Regions from separate parts of the Homo sapiens genome. Here regions 1 and 2 are each linked to region 3. Evidence: chromatin contacts called from ENCODE Hi-C or POLR2A ChIA-PET data. All regions are on one chromosome and are shown on one strand. The core of a region is the stretch at or near the end of the contact, and the rest is flanking DNA. Distances in the headings are between cores, read along the strand shown. Region 1 holds the start of TEF (TEF transcription factor, PAR bZIP family member). Region 2 holds the start of TOB2 (transducer of ERBB2, 2). Region 3 holds the start of POLDIP3 (DNA polymerase delta interacting protein 3).

Evidence for each region. A loop is a pair of places that touch in the nucleus more often than their neighbours do. ChIA-PET counts read pairs that join two places held with the same protein, here RNA polymerase II (POLR2A). Pooled maps may share reads with other maps.
Region 1: a pooled map shows a loop between it and region 3 (14-fold over the local background). The contact joins the promoter of TEF here to the promoter of POLDIP3 in region 3. A Hi-C loop is called at or near these places in 6 of 50 pooled maps. POLR2A ChIA-PET finds 5 or more read pairs at or near these places in 2 of 52 experiments (CD4-positive, alpha-beta T cell and activated naive CD8-positive, alpha-beta T cell).
Region 2: a map of OCI-LY7 shows a loop between it and region 3 (10-fold over the local background). The contact joins the promoter of TOB2 here to the promoter of POLDIP3 in region 3. A Hi-C loop is called at or near these places in 2 of 168 maps with a recorded cell type or tissue (CD8-positive, alpha-beta T cell and OCI-LY7), 1 of 37 single-sample maps with no recorded cell type and 9 of 50 pooled maps. POLR2A ChIA-PET finds 5 or more read pairs at or near these places in 3 of 52 experiments (CD4-positive, alpha-beta T cell, PC-9 and activated CD4-positive, alpha-beta T cell).

What each region holds. Positions count from the first base shown.
Region 1 is chr22:41,380,398-41,384,032 of GRCh38, reverse strand. It overlaps TEF (TEF transcription factor, PAR bZIP family member), which reads right to left and starts at 2,091. Exons shown (of 4, transcript NM_003216.4): 1 at 1,832-2,091. The coding sequence starts at 1,988. LOC105373042 (a long non-coding RNA gene) reads left to right here and starts at 2,122. Exons shown (of 3, transcript XR_938271.3): 1 at 2,122-2,293. RefSeq lists enhancers at 1,253-1,332, 2,114-2,408 and silencers at 1,543-2,242, 2,273-2,872.
Region 2 is chr22:41,444,507-41,448,166 of GRCh38, reverse strand. TOB2 (transducer of ERBB2, 2) reads left to right here and starts at 1,366. Exons shown (of 2, transcript NM_016272.4): 1 at 1,366-1,788. It overlaps LOC105373043 (a long non-coding RNA gene), which reads right to left and starts at 1,222. Exons shown (of 2, transcript XR_938274.2): 1 at 135-1,222; 2 at 1-48. RefSeq lists a silencer at 235-334 and enhancers at 205-900, 905-1,154, 901-1,596.
Region 3 is chr22:42,612,777-42,616,610 of GRCh38, reverse strand. It overlaps POLDIP3 (DNA polymerase delta interacting protein 3), which reads left to right and starts at 1,728. Exons shown (of 9, transcript NM_032311.5): 1 at 1,728-1,812. The coding sequence starts at 1,754. It overlaps RNU12 (RNA, U12 small nuclear), which reads right to left and starts at 1,367; the gene lies at 1,218-1,367. LOC124905127 (a long non-coding RNA gene) reads left to right here and starts at 1,832. Exons shown (of 2, transcript XR_007068118.1): 1 at 1,832-3,834. RefSeq lists enhancers at 741-870, 1,521-1,580, 1,661-1,840, 1,333-1,876, 1,877-2,420 and 1 more and silencers at 1,311-1,370, 1,911-2,240.

The DNA.
Region 1 (3,635 bases), core at 842-3,341, 1.2 Mb after region 3:
TTCTAATACAAATTAATCTGAATTCCTGCAACTGCTTTCTATACCAGGCTTTGGTTTAAAACCAACTGAGAAGTAAGAAAGTCAAGCCTTGGTGGGCTGGGTGGGCCAGATGGCCTTCCTGCTCTCCTCCCTTGAGATCTGGACTCCTCACTCTGTTCAGAAATGACTGTGACCCATGTCGGGTGGGGTCATTTGGGATCAAAGGAGGCAGGAGAAGGCAGGAGATAGAAAAGCAGCCATAGTGAAAGACAGGCAACAATAAGTTCCAGGTTTTGCCTGGCCTAAGCAATAAAGGATACTTTAAATCAGTGTTTTTGTAAGGTGGAATTTTAAATTGTAAGAGATAAAGGACTAGTCCATCACTCAGGTCATGCAACAGTGGCTGCCAGCATGATACAGTAGAAAGAGCACCAAACTGAGGGTCAAAAGTTATAGCTGTGTGACCTTGAGGAAGCACCCTCACCTCCCTGAGCCTCAATTTTCCTCATCTGGGAAGAGGGGAGAATACCCTCTAGGACTGTTAATGAAATAAGATGATGTCAGCGTGCTTTGCGAGCACTCTACGAATATCGGGTAGAATTCTTGTTATGGATGGTTATTACCTGGTAATTTCAAACAAGAAACTGTCAGATGTGTACACCTGTCCCTGCAGCTTGTCTCAGCCCCAGATTTGGAACAAAGCACCGTCTCAAAAACAAACAAAAGGGTTTGTGCACATGAGGTCCCAAAGCAGGAGGAGAGAGGCTGGCCTCACCTGATGTGCTGAAGCTATTTATAACTCAACAGTGACAGCCACAGGGATGGGAGCCTCAGCATACACCCAGGAAAGGAAGAGAAATGGCATTTTAAAAAGGAAAATCCATTCCCCAGGCCAGACAACTCTCGAAGGCCTATCCCTTTCCCAAACCCTGAATAACTGATGGCTCTTGGAAATGCAAAGGTCTCACACTCAAAGTATACCTCAGTGCACCCACAACCCCACCACAGGCGGCCCTCCTGCTGCTCCCTGCACCCCATCTCCCAGGGCGAAAAACAAGGCCAGACCTGCTTTCCGTATACGCCCCAGTGACGTTCCTGGCCTAGGCAAAAAGATGAAGCTCAGTCCTGCCGCCGTGGCCCCAGAATCTAAGGGTCAGCCCCAACCAACCAGGCGAAGGGCCTCAGTGGACTCATCTGACCCTCATCGTTTCTCTGCTTGGCCCAAAACTCCCCTCCCAAGGCGCCTCACACTACTCGCCCACACCCCCCCCACCCGCTCAGCAGAAGCCCCGCAACAGAAAGGCTCCCGTTGGACCTAGTAGCTGGCGCTACTCACACCCAGGGAGGAAGCCAGGTCCCTCCGGGAGGGGTAAGGCCACGTACGATGACAGTTCGCTACCCTAGGCCTGCGCTTCCTAAACTTTGGTGTACTTGGAAAATAATGGGGGTGCGGTGGGGTGCTCCTTAAAATGCAAGACCCCTGTCCCAGTGACCGCAGATTGGGTGGGGCGCAGGAACCAGCAATTTAAACAGGCATCCCGAGTGACTCCGATGCAGGTGGCCCCGGGGGAGGGGCCCTGGAGCGTCATTTAAGTGACTGCTCCCGATCCCCTTCCGCCTCCTCAAAACCTCTCCCCACCCTCTCCCGCCAGACCCACCGTCTCAGCCCGCCCCTGACCCTCTGTCCTCAGCCCCCCGGCCTCGTCCTCCAGGCTCCTGGTCATCCAGGCCCCATCCCCCTCCGCTGGACCACTGCTCCCTGACCCACTGCCTCCCCGGCCCCGCCCTCACGAGGCCCCGCCCCTGTATAAGCCCCGCCCCCAGCCCGCGCGGACCACCCCCCCGCCCTCACCGAGGCGCGCCTCGCGCGGGGGGTTCTCCATCAGCTTCTTCAGGACCAGGGGGAAGGACCCCGACAGGCCCCTTTCCCCAGCTGCGCGCCCCGGCCCCGGACCGGGTCCTGCCTGCGGGTCCACAGGCGGCTTCTTTCCGCCGCCCGCGTCGGACATCGTGCCCCGGACTCGGCTCGCGCACCTCGCCTCCCCCGCCCGCCCCCCGAGATGGGCCGGAGCCGTGCGACCCGCTGCAGCTGCCGACACGGGCAGCTACTGCGCAGGCGCCCAATGGCGCCCCCGCCTCCTTCCATCGCTACCCCGCCTGCGGACCGGCTCTGGCACATTAATTATTCATGAGGCCAGGCCAGCTTCCCCGGATCGTTGCTCTGGATTGGTCCAGCCTGCGAGAGGGGCAGGCGCAGATCCTCGGGCCGTGATTGGTCGGGCAGCCGGGATAAGATAGACACGTGCGGGGCCAGGTGAGGACCCTCGCGGAGGCCCCGCCCCGCCGCCCCTGTGTCCCCTGATTGGCGCCTGCTGGAGTCTTTGTGGTGGGCCTTCCTCGGCGCGGTCCCTTCCCTCCTACCAGTGTTCCCCCTTCACCGCCCTCTTCATAACCCCCGCCCTCCCCAACCACCGCAGCCTCTCCCTCTTGTCCCCGACTTGCAACCTTCCCGACGCGCCACCGAAGAGGGGCGGAGCTCGGAGCGGCCAGGCCGGCCAAAGCGACCTATCCGAGCTCCTGCTCGCGCGGCGTGTCCACCCCCCGCGGGTCACGTGGAGCCGCAGCCGAGTCTGGTCGCGGGGGGAGGGGGCAGAGGAGGAAGGCGCGGGAACAGCCAATGGAGGGCGGGGGCGGGGCCCGGGGCGGTGCACGAGGCGCCGCACGTGCGGGGCTGTGGCGGGGCGGGAGGGGAAGGGAGGGACGGGTCTTTTTGTTCTGGGGACTCTGCCCAGGGTCGCGGGGCAGGGACGCTGAGCTTAGCCCGCACTTCTGCTCCCACGCGACCCAGAGGTCGCCTGAGGGCAGGGCCGGGGACCGCGACCTGCCAAGTCGTAGGGATGGCCTGAGCAGGCTTGGCCGCCCTAGAGCGGGGTGTCGGGTTGCCCACGCATCCAGATCAACACTAGCGTGGAGGGAGCATTCCTGAAGCTCTGACCTGAGCCAGGGCCCGAGTACATGTTTCCGCCCTCCCACTTACTAGCTTATGACCTTGGGAAAGTCCGGTTGCTTCACTGGAGCTTGTTTCCTCGGCCATAAAATTAAGAGGTTGGGCTAGAGAATCTCCACAGTCCCAAACAGATGTGAAATTCTTTTCCTTTCTAGAACTCTCCCTTCTTTTACCTAGAAAACAAAAACCTCCTTGACACCAGGTACCGATGCCACGTTTTGTGGGAGAACCACCTCCTCTCTTAAAATATAAAGCCTCCCCGGGAGTTCCGCAGAAATCCGTAAAAATGTAATATGTGGCGCGGTACACAAATGGAAAGCTGCTCCTAAACAGCGCTCAGAACTTTGTACCTCTTTATAGTACAGATCAGACTCCGCTGCAAACCCAGGCAACATTAGACTCCCCGCTTAACTCCCGGAAGGCAGAGAGCTTGGCTTGTTTATCCAGCATCCCTACAGTGGCCCAGCCCTTCTAGCAGGAGGGGTTGGGGGGGTGGTATAGTGATAGTCCTTGGTTCAGGGGGTAGATGCATGATCCAGACACCCACAGCCAGCTAAAAGTTATCAAGCTGATGCAATCAGAATTTTGCTGGGGCTGGGCTTGGTGACTCACGCCTGTAATCCCGGCACTTTGGGAGGCAGAGGTGGCG
Region 2 (3,660 bases), core at 117-2,616, 1.2 Mb after region 3:
TCTCGCCACCCAACGTGGGGATGGCGGCTGCTGCTGGGCCGGAACCGTCTGGAATGACAAAAAAGGTGTGGGCGGGAGGGGAGAACTGGGAAATGGGAGATCTAAGGAGGGACCGGGGAGAAGACCTCACTCACAGTCCCCCGGGGGCTCCAGACTGCATCTTCCGGCACTCCTGTCTGCCTGTGACCGCAGAACACGGCCCTCCCTCCCCCTGGCTCTGTGTCCCGCACACTCACAGAGGCAGAGCAGCCCGCGTGGCCAGAGCCGGGGGAGGGGGCCTCAGCGCGCGGGCCTGGCGCGCCCAGTCCCGGGTTCGCGGAGCCTCGCTCCGCCGCCCGAGGGGCCGTAGTGGGTGCGAGCCTTGCGCCCGTTGCACGGTCAGGGGCCACCCCACGCCGGCGGGACTGCGACTAGAAGAAATGTGGGGCTCTCCCGCGTGCCCCACACTGGGGTCGCTGGCCAGAAAGAGCAAACAAGAGTTGGGAGAGGGGCTGCGCCCGCGCGCCTGCGCAGAGCCAGAGCCGGCCCTCCAGGCTGCAAGGAAAGGAGCGCCAGAGGCGGTGAGGGGAAGGTCCTTTGTGGCACTCGGCTAGTTTCACGGCCGTCAGCCTCGTCCTCGGCTCCTCTTACTCCCGCACAGCGTGGCCCAGGCCCCAGAGTCTCCCTCGCCTTTCTTTCGACGTTGAGCCCCCCGAGGAATCACAAGGCGCTCGGAAGACTCATGCCTGCCCGAAACGGGTCCGAAATGTTTCCAGAGCCCGCGTCGTCCCCTCAGTTCCCCCTCCCGCAGAGGCCGTAACGGGGCGATGCTATCGCCGCGGACACGGCCAGACGCTCGGAGCTGGAGGGAAGGCCCCGGGAAACGGCTCGGGCAAACGTCCGAACCATGGGCTCCGAGGCAGGTGCAGGGCGGACGACTCAGCGGGGGGTTTCCGGCGGGCATGGTGACTCCCTCCCCTCCCCCGCGATACTCGTCCCCCAAACACAACTAAAGGGAGAGTGCACTGTGCCCGGCTCGTGAGCAACCCGGCCCCAGGTGGTCCCCGGCCCTCACGGAGCGCCCCTGGGAGAACACCTCACACGACGCGCACAAGTTCAGAGTGGTATGGGAATGAAGGAAAGGAGTGCGGCGCGGCGCTGTGACAGGGAGGGGAAGACGGGGAGCCGGACGCACGACCGGCGAGCACAGAAGGGCACAGGAGCTGCTCCGCGAGATACCAGCGAGCTGAGGCGCGGGGCTGGCTGGGAAGTAGTCCCGGCCGGGCCCTGGCCCCGCCCCTGCAGGGCGGAGGGACGCATCACGCAGGGGTGGGGAAGCCGGATCCGTGCGCAGGGTTGCTAAGGGTGAAACTTTTCATTGACTTTGCTCACTTCGGGCCGGGGCGCGGGAAGGTGCGGGTTGTTGGCTGAGGCAAGCCGTGGCTCGGGCGACGCGGGGCCAGGAGGGCAGGACCGTCTGCCGGCGACAGCCCATACCGTCTGCCGTTGCGCGACACGAACCACCCTCCGATCCGCCATCCCCGCGTCGTCGCCGCTAGTCCGCCCGCCCGCCCTCGGGCCCCCCGCTGCCGAGCCCGACCTCCTAAGAGCTGAAAGAAATTATTGAGAGTCATAGTCCATAGCCCCCTGCTTCGTCCCCCAACCCTCAACGACGAAAAGGACTTCGGTCCCCTGGCCCGGCGACGCCCGGGAAGGAAAGGAGAGCGACCTCCGCCCCGCGCTCAGGCCACCCTGGAGGGAGAAGCCGCCCCGCGGCCGGTAGAGCGCCCCGCCGCCGCGGAGACCCGAGTGAGTGAGTTGGGGGGCGTGCGGGCGGGGGGCCCGCCCCGAGACCCAGCCGGCCGGACTACCTCTTCCACCCCGCCCCACTCCCGCTTTGCTGGACTCTCCACGTTGCTGCCGCTCCCTCCCCGCCTGGCCAGCATTTTCTTTCCCCATCCAGCTTCCCTCCAGACCCCACTTTCCCCAGCTCCTCTTCTCACGCCATCTGTGCTCCTGGGGTGCCCAAGAGCTCCTTTTTCTCCCAGTTCCAAGAGTGGCCCTCTCCTGGGTGGGGTGCATTTCCTCCCTTCCCCGCCTCCCCCGGTTCTTTATATCCTAGCTACTCGCTAGATCTTCCTTGTTCTCCAAAGAAACATAACTCCCCCCACCGTTAAATAAATCCGAGGAAGGAAGGGGATCCAGGCCTTGTTTTTCTGCTTCTTTTCCCGTGTGCAGGGAAGGGGGGTGGTAATTGTTAATAGACTCTATTTCTGGCTCTGTGGAGCCTGAAGGGTGGAGGGTGGACACCCCCTTTGGCGACGGGACAGGTCAGTGGAGATTGTCCTTGGGCCACTGAGCCAGAGTTCACCGTTTCGGCTGAGCTCTTTATACTCTTAAGTGTTTTAATGGAAAATTGGGCAGAAAAAAGTACCCTTAGAGCAGTGCCAGTGAGTGGATTCTGCTTATCTTGGTAAGGTGCCTGCGAGGTGGGGCCCTACCCCCAAACTCCTTCCCCTCCTGTCCGGAGGATGAACTGTGCCCTTGACCACCAGAAATCTGGGAGGGGAAGGAGGGTGCAGAGAGGAGGCACAGCCGGCAGGCCCTCTCCCTCCCCCAGGAGAAACCAGAACCCCGCACAGCAAGCTTCAGCTTGGGGACGGGTGGAGGCCAGTCTCTGGTGCTACTCCGTATCTAAACGGTCTTTTTCTCCTTCTTACCCACCGTACCCTGGGAATGGGTCCTTCATCTCTGATTTTCCGGCAGAAAAACAATCCTATTGCTTTCTTGGGCTTCTACCCCCATCCCTCCGTGAAGCATAGGGGGAAAGAAGCTTGTGTGGGAGGAAGGATTAAGGAGGTTTAACACCCAGCGGGGGAGCTTGCCGAGGATCTGGTAAGTCTGGTCGTAAAGCAGACCTTGCAATGGGAGGAGACACACAGAATTTTAGTATGAGAAGATGCTCAGGTGTCAGGTGTACAGTTTTTTTCTTCTCTGCCTGGGAACCTTTTCCTATTTCCCTCTCCCGGATCTGGTTACTCAGTCTTCGATTAGAAATGGGGTGAGGCTTGGGCCCTGCTGGCCTTGGCCTGGCGCCTCCCCACAGCTTGACTGGAAATTTCTTTGGCCGAGAGGACGGGAGAACTGGGTTTGATTCCTGCCTTTCCTTTCCTGGCTGTTTGGGGTGCTGGAGCCGAGTCCGCTAGGCATTAAGTGAAAAAGATCCGTTTCCCTTTGAATCCACCGTCCATCCAGCAACCCCACACGGACCGCCCAGGCCCTGGAATTCAGATTGGGTGGGGGGAAGGGGGTCGTGACCTTATCTAAGCCAGCCCACCCCCTTCACCCAGAAAAAACTCATTAGAAGCAGATCCTAGTTTCATCAGTAATGGGAGGCGATGAAGGGAAAGGTGGGAAAGTTAGGCTCTCGTAAAGCCTAGAGGATGTGGTGGGGCCATACAATACGGGGAGTAGGCCTTTTGGGTAGAATCTACATGAAATGTATTAGGCGATGGGAGGGGGGCGCCGACCCGCCTCAGCGCGCATGTGCATCGGAAACTTTTCCTGGGCTCTTCGACCCTCGGTCGGCTCCCCTTACCGGGCATGCGTATTGCGGCCAGTTGGGCCTTCGCAAAGTGCTCAGGGAAGTGTAGTGTGCAGGGAAAGTAGGTCACTCCTGCT
Region 3 (3,834 bases), core at 479-2,978:
CCAGCCTGGGCGACAGAGCGAGACACCGTCTCAAAAATAAAAATAAAATTGTCCTCCGCATCTGCCCTACACTGCCCAGCTGACCCCACTGGCCAGCCTGTCCTCCTCCCACCTCTTGCGCGTTCCTCCTGGCACGCCTGGAAGGGAGGAAAGGCTTAATGGTCCCGTTCTATGGGTGAGGAAAAGAGGTCTGGGAAGGAGCCCGGCGTGGTGGGGCGGGCCTGTAATCCCAGCTACTCAGGAGGCTGAGGCAGGAGGATTGCAGGATCGCTCTTACCCAGTTTCTTTCTTTCTTTCTTTTTTTTTTTTTTTTGAAACGGAGTCTTGCTCTGTCGCCTAGGCTGGAGTGCAATGGCGCGATCTCGGCTCACCGCAACCTCCGCCTCCCGAGTTCAAGCGATTCTTCTGCCTCAGGCTCCTGAGTAGGTGGGATTTCAGGCCGTGCCACCGCGCCCGGCTAATTTTTTTCTTTCTTTTTTTTTTTTTCAGTAGAGACGGGGTTTCTCCGTGTTGGCCAGGCTGGTCTCGACCTCCTGACTTCAGGTGATCCACCCGCCTCAGCCTCCCAAAGTGCTGAGATTACAGACATGAGCCACCGCTCCTGGCCTCTTACCCAGTTTCTGCACGGAGCTCCTGATGCCTGATGGCCAAGAGGACATAACCCCACCTGTTCTAAGGGCATGGAGTGTATTTTTAGAGTGATTGGACAAAATATGTGCCGAACACCTACGTCAGGTCTGGCGCATGCTGGAGGCTGGGGTTATATCAATGCAAAAGCCATTCCCTGTATTTAACACGTAAATGAATTAGTCTCTTTAACTCTCCCAACGCCCTATAAATTATTTGCTCCATTTTACATATTAAACGCTGTCACGAACTGAGCTGCTGTGTGAGGCCGGGGCCGGACTTATCTTTCTGAAGCACAGAGAAGCGGTTATACGCAGAAGTTTGGGAGAACTGGGTAAGGCCGCACACATGGAAATTGCCAGTTTCGTGGGTCCCAACGTCAATACTGTGGGCAACCTTAGACCGGCTCAAAGCGCAGCTGGGGACGGTGATGAAGTGCAGAGCGTCCACAGCCAGCGACAAGACTGCCAAGCAACTGGCAGCCTGAGTAACGGAGAAAACAACGAAAAAAACGCATTCACCACCTACCAACAAGAAACAAAAAACACGACCACCCCACAGTCAGTCTACTTTTTAGGCGTGAATAAGGTCGGGCAGATCGCAACTCCCAGGCATCCCGCAAAGTAGGCGGGTCACCTTGAGGGCGACCTTTACCCGCTCAAAAATTCGTCTCACATTAGCAGTGAGGATTCGGGCGTCACCCCGAATCGTTATTTTCCTTACTCATAAGTTTAAGGCATAAGGACGTTTTTAGTTTATTTCCTAGGTAATGAATTCTATTCTCATTAGGCGTATGATGACTATCGTAGTTGACTGTTGAGGTCATGATCCAGTTCCATTGAAGTTTGTCTCACTTGTTAATAATGTATTTTGTTGCTTTTCATTTAATTTTTTCCCTCGAGGAAAATAAATAATTCATAATGTGCCGAACTTCCGTATGCAGATGAGCAGCCAGCACCGCGAAGGCTCACGGGGAACGTCCCCGCCCCTTCCGGTTCTTGCCTGCTTTGAGCTGGCTGTCGCGAGAGTTGGTCCGCGGACGCCGGAAGTAGTTCGTCGCTCCCTAGCGGCCGAAGGGGCGGGCTCGCGGGGTCTCGACTGCTTTCGGCTTGCTCGGCGGAGCAAGATGGCGGACATCTCCCTGGACGAACTCATCAGGAAGCGCGGGGCGGCGGCGAAAGGACGGTGAGAGGCCTTTCCTTTCTTCGGGGTTTAGGGTCCTCGGCCTAGTGGAGCTCGAGGCGGGGGAGGTAGCGATCCGGGAGCGACGCGGAGGACCGGGTGCGCCCGCCCCCGACCACAGCCGCGCTCCTCATTGGCCGGCTGCCGCCGTCCCCGCCGTGGCCCCGACCGCCCGCCCACTGGCCGAGGCGCAGTCCCTCTGGCGGCCCTGGGAGGCCGACGGGGCCGCGGCGGGGACAGGGTGCCGCCTCGTGGACCTGAGGGGCTGCCCCCTGGGGCCCCCGCGTTCCGGGGTCCTGGGGTCTCGGCGGCGCAGCCTCCTTGCCTGTGTGGACTGGCATTTGGGCCCCGCTCCGTGATCTCGGCGCTGCCTGGTCTCCACCCATCTTAGAGTTGAGACAACCGAAGTTTAGTAGCGGGGAAGTGACTTGCTCCGACCGCCGAAGCTGAGGCGCAAGCCCAAATCCCCCTGCACGCGGCCCCTGTTAACACTCGCCTCTCTTTGTGCGGCGTTTTAAGTTTTCTGAGCCCTTTCATATACACGATGCCTCATTTAATCTTTTACAGTCCTGTTGTCTGCTAGCTATTCATGTTACCCACCTTTTACTGATGGGGAACTTGAGGCTGGAAGTGGTAGAGTGACTTGCCCGAGGCCACGGAGAACTGAGCGGCGGGCTGAGCGCGATTTAATTGCTGGCTGAGTTGGCCTCCTACATGGGCTTGAAAAACTGGTGTGTTGGGCAGGAGATTGGTTATTTCCTTAGGGAGAAGAAAGTGCTTGAGCTGGCTGAGGAGCCATGGAGGTGATTTGCAGTCATGTCTCCCAAACTTCCCCTAGACCCTTAAATGTTGTTAGTCATTTCAAGCCTTCGTGAGCTGAGTTCATCTGTATGAAGAAGTGAGAACTTTGCCCAATAGTTTCCCAACACACATTAAGTTTAAATGTCTTTGTAAATAGCCAGGATGTAAATATGTTAGATATTGTTTTCTCAGACATTTGTTCTCTCAGCAGATGTTTATTTTTATTTTTATGTTTTTTTTGAGACGGGGTGTTGCTCTGTCGCCCAGGCTGGAGTGCAGTGGTGCCATCTCGGCTCACTGCAACCTCCGCCTCCCCGGTTCCAGCGATTCTCCTGCCTCAGCCTCCCAAGTAGCAGGGACTACAGGTGTGCACCACCACGCCCGGCTAATTTTTGTATTTTTAGTAGAGATGGAAGTTTCACTGTGTTGGTCAGGCTGGTTTCGAACTCCTGACCTCAGGTGATCCTCCCGCCTCGGCCTCCTAAAGTGCTGGGATTACAGGCGTGAGCCACCGGCCCGGCCATTCCGCAGATGTTTATTAATACCACCCGTATGCCTGTGGTTAGGTTTTTCTCTTGATGTCTGAAATGTATCCCTCACCTCCTTCCCCATCCTGGACACTTGTATCAACTACAACTGCCACCACCACCTCATAATTCGCAGCCAGCACTTACCTGGCTTGTGGTTCGTAACGGGCACACATTAGTATTTGTTTCCTCAACTACTGACTGTGAAAGCTCTCTCAGATCTCCATCTAGTGACTGATGTGAAGCTGGTGCTGGCTCCTCTGGCCACTTCTAAGTCCATCCACGTTTTGTAGGTTCCTTTGGAAACGACAGAATGATCCACCCCAGGTTCTTCTCTCTCTGAGGTCACTCCGCCAGTTTCTGACTGCAGGTGGACTGCACTGTAGTCTATTTGATCTCTATGTTTTTGGTTTTAGTGTGTGCAGAGTTTTGTGTTGGGCAGTAGGTGGGGCTGCAGGAATGGGGGGTGGTTATGTGTGGATCCACAGGAACAGGGGCCTTGCAGCTGGATACACCTGGCACTTGCCACTGTTGGGTTCTGTTTCCCTGGCCAGGGGAGTTCTGAACTAGGCAGTTTCCTCACTTGGAATGGTGATTCCTGGTTGAGCGGGATTAAATGTGAGAAGGGTTTTTTTTGTTTGTTTTTTTGAGAGGGAGTCTCACTGTATTGCTCAGGCTGGAGTGCAGTGGCACAGCC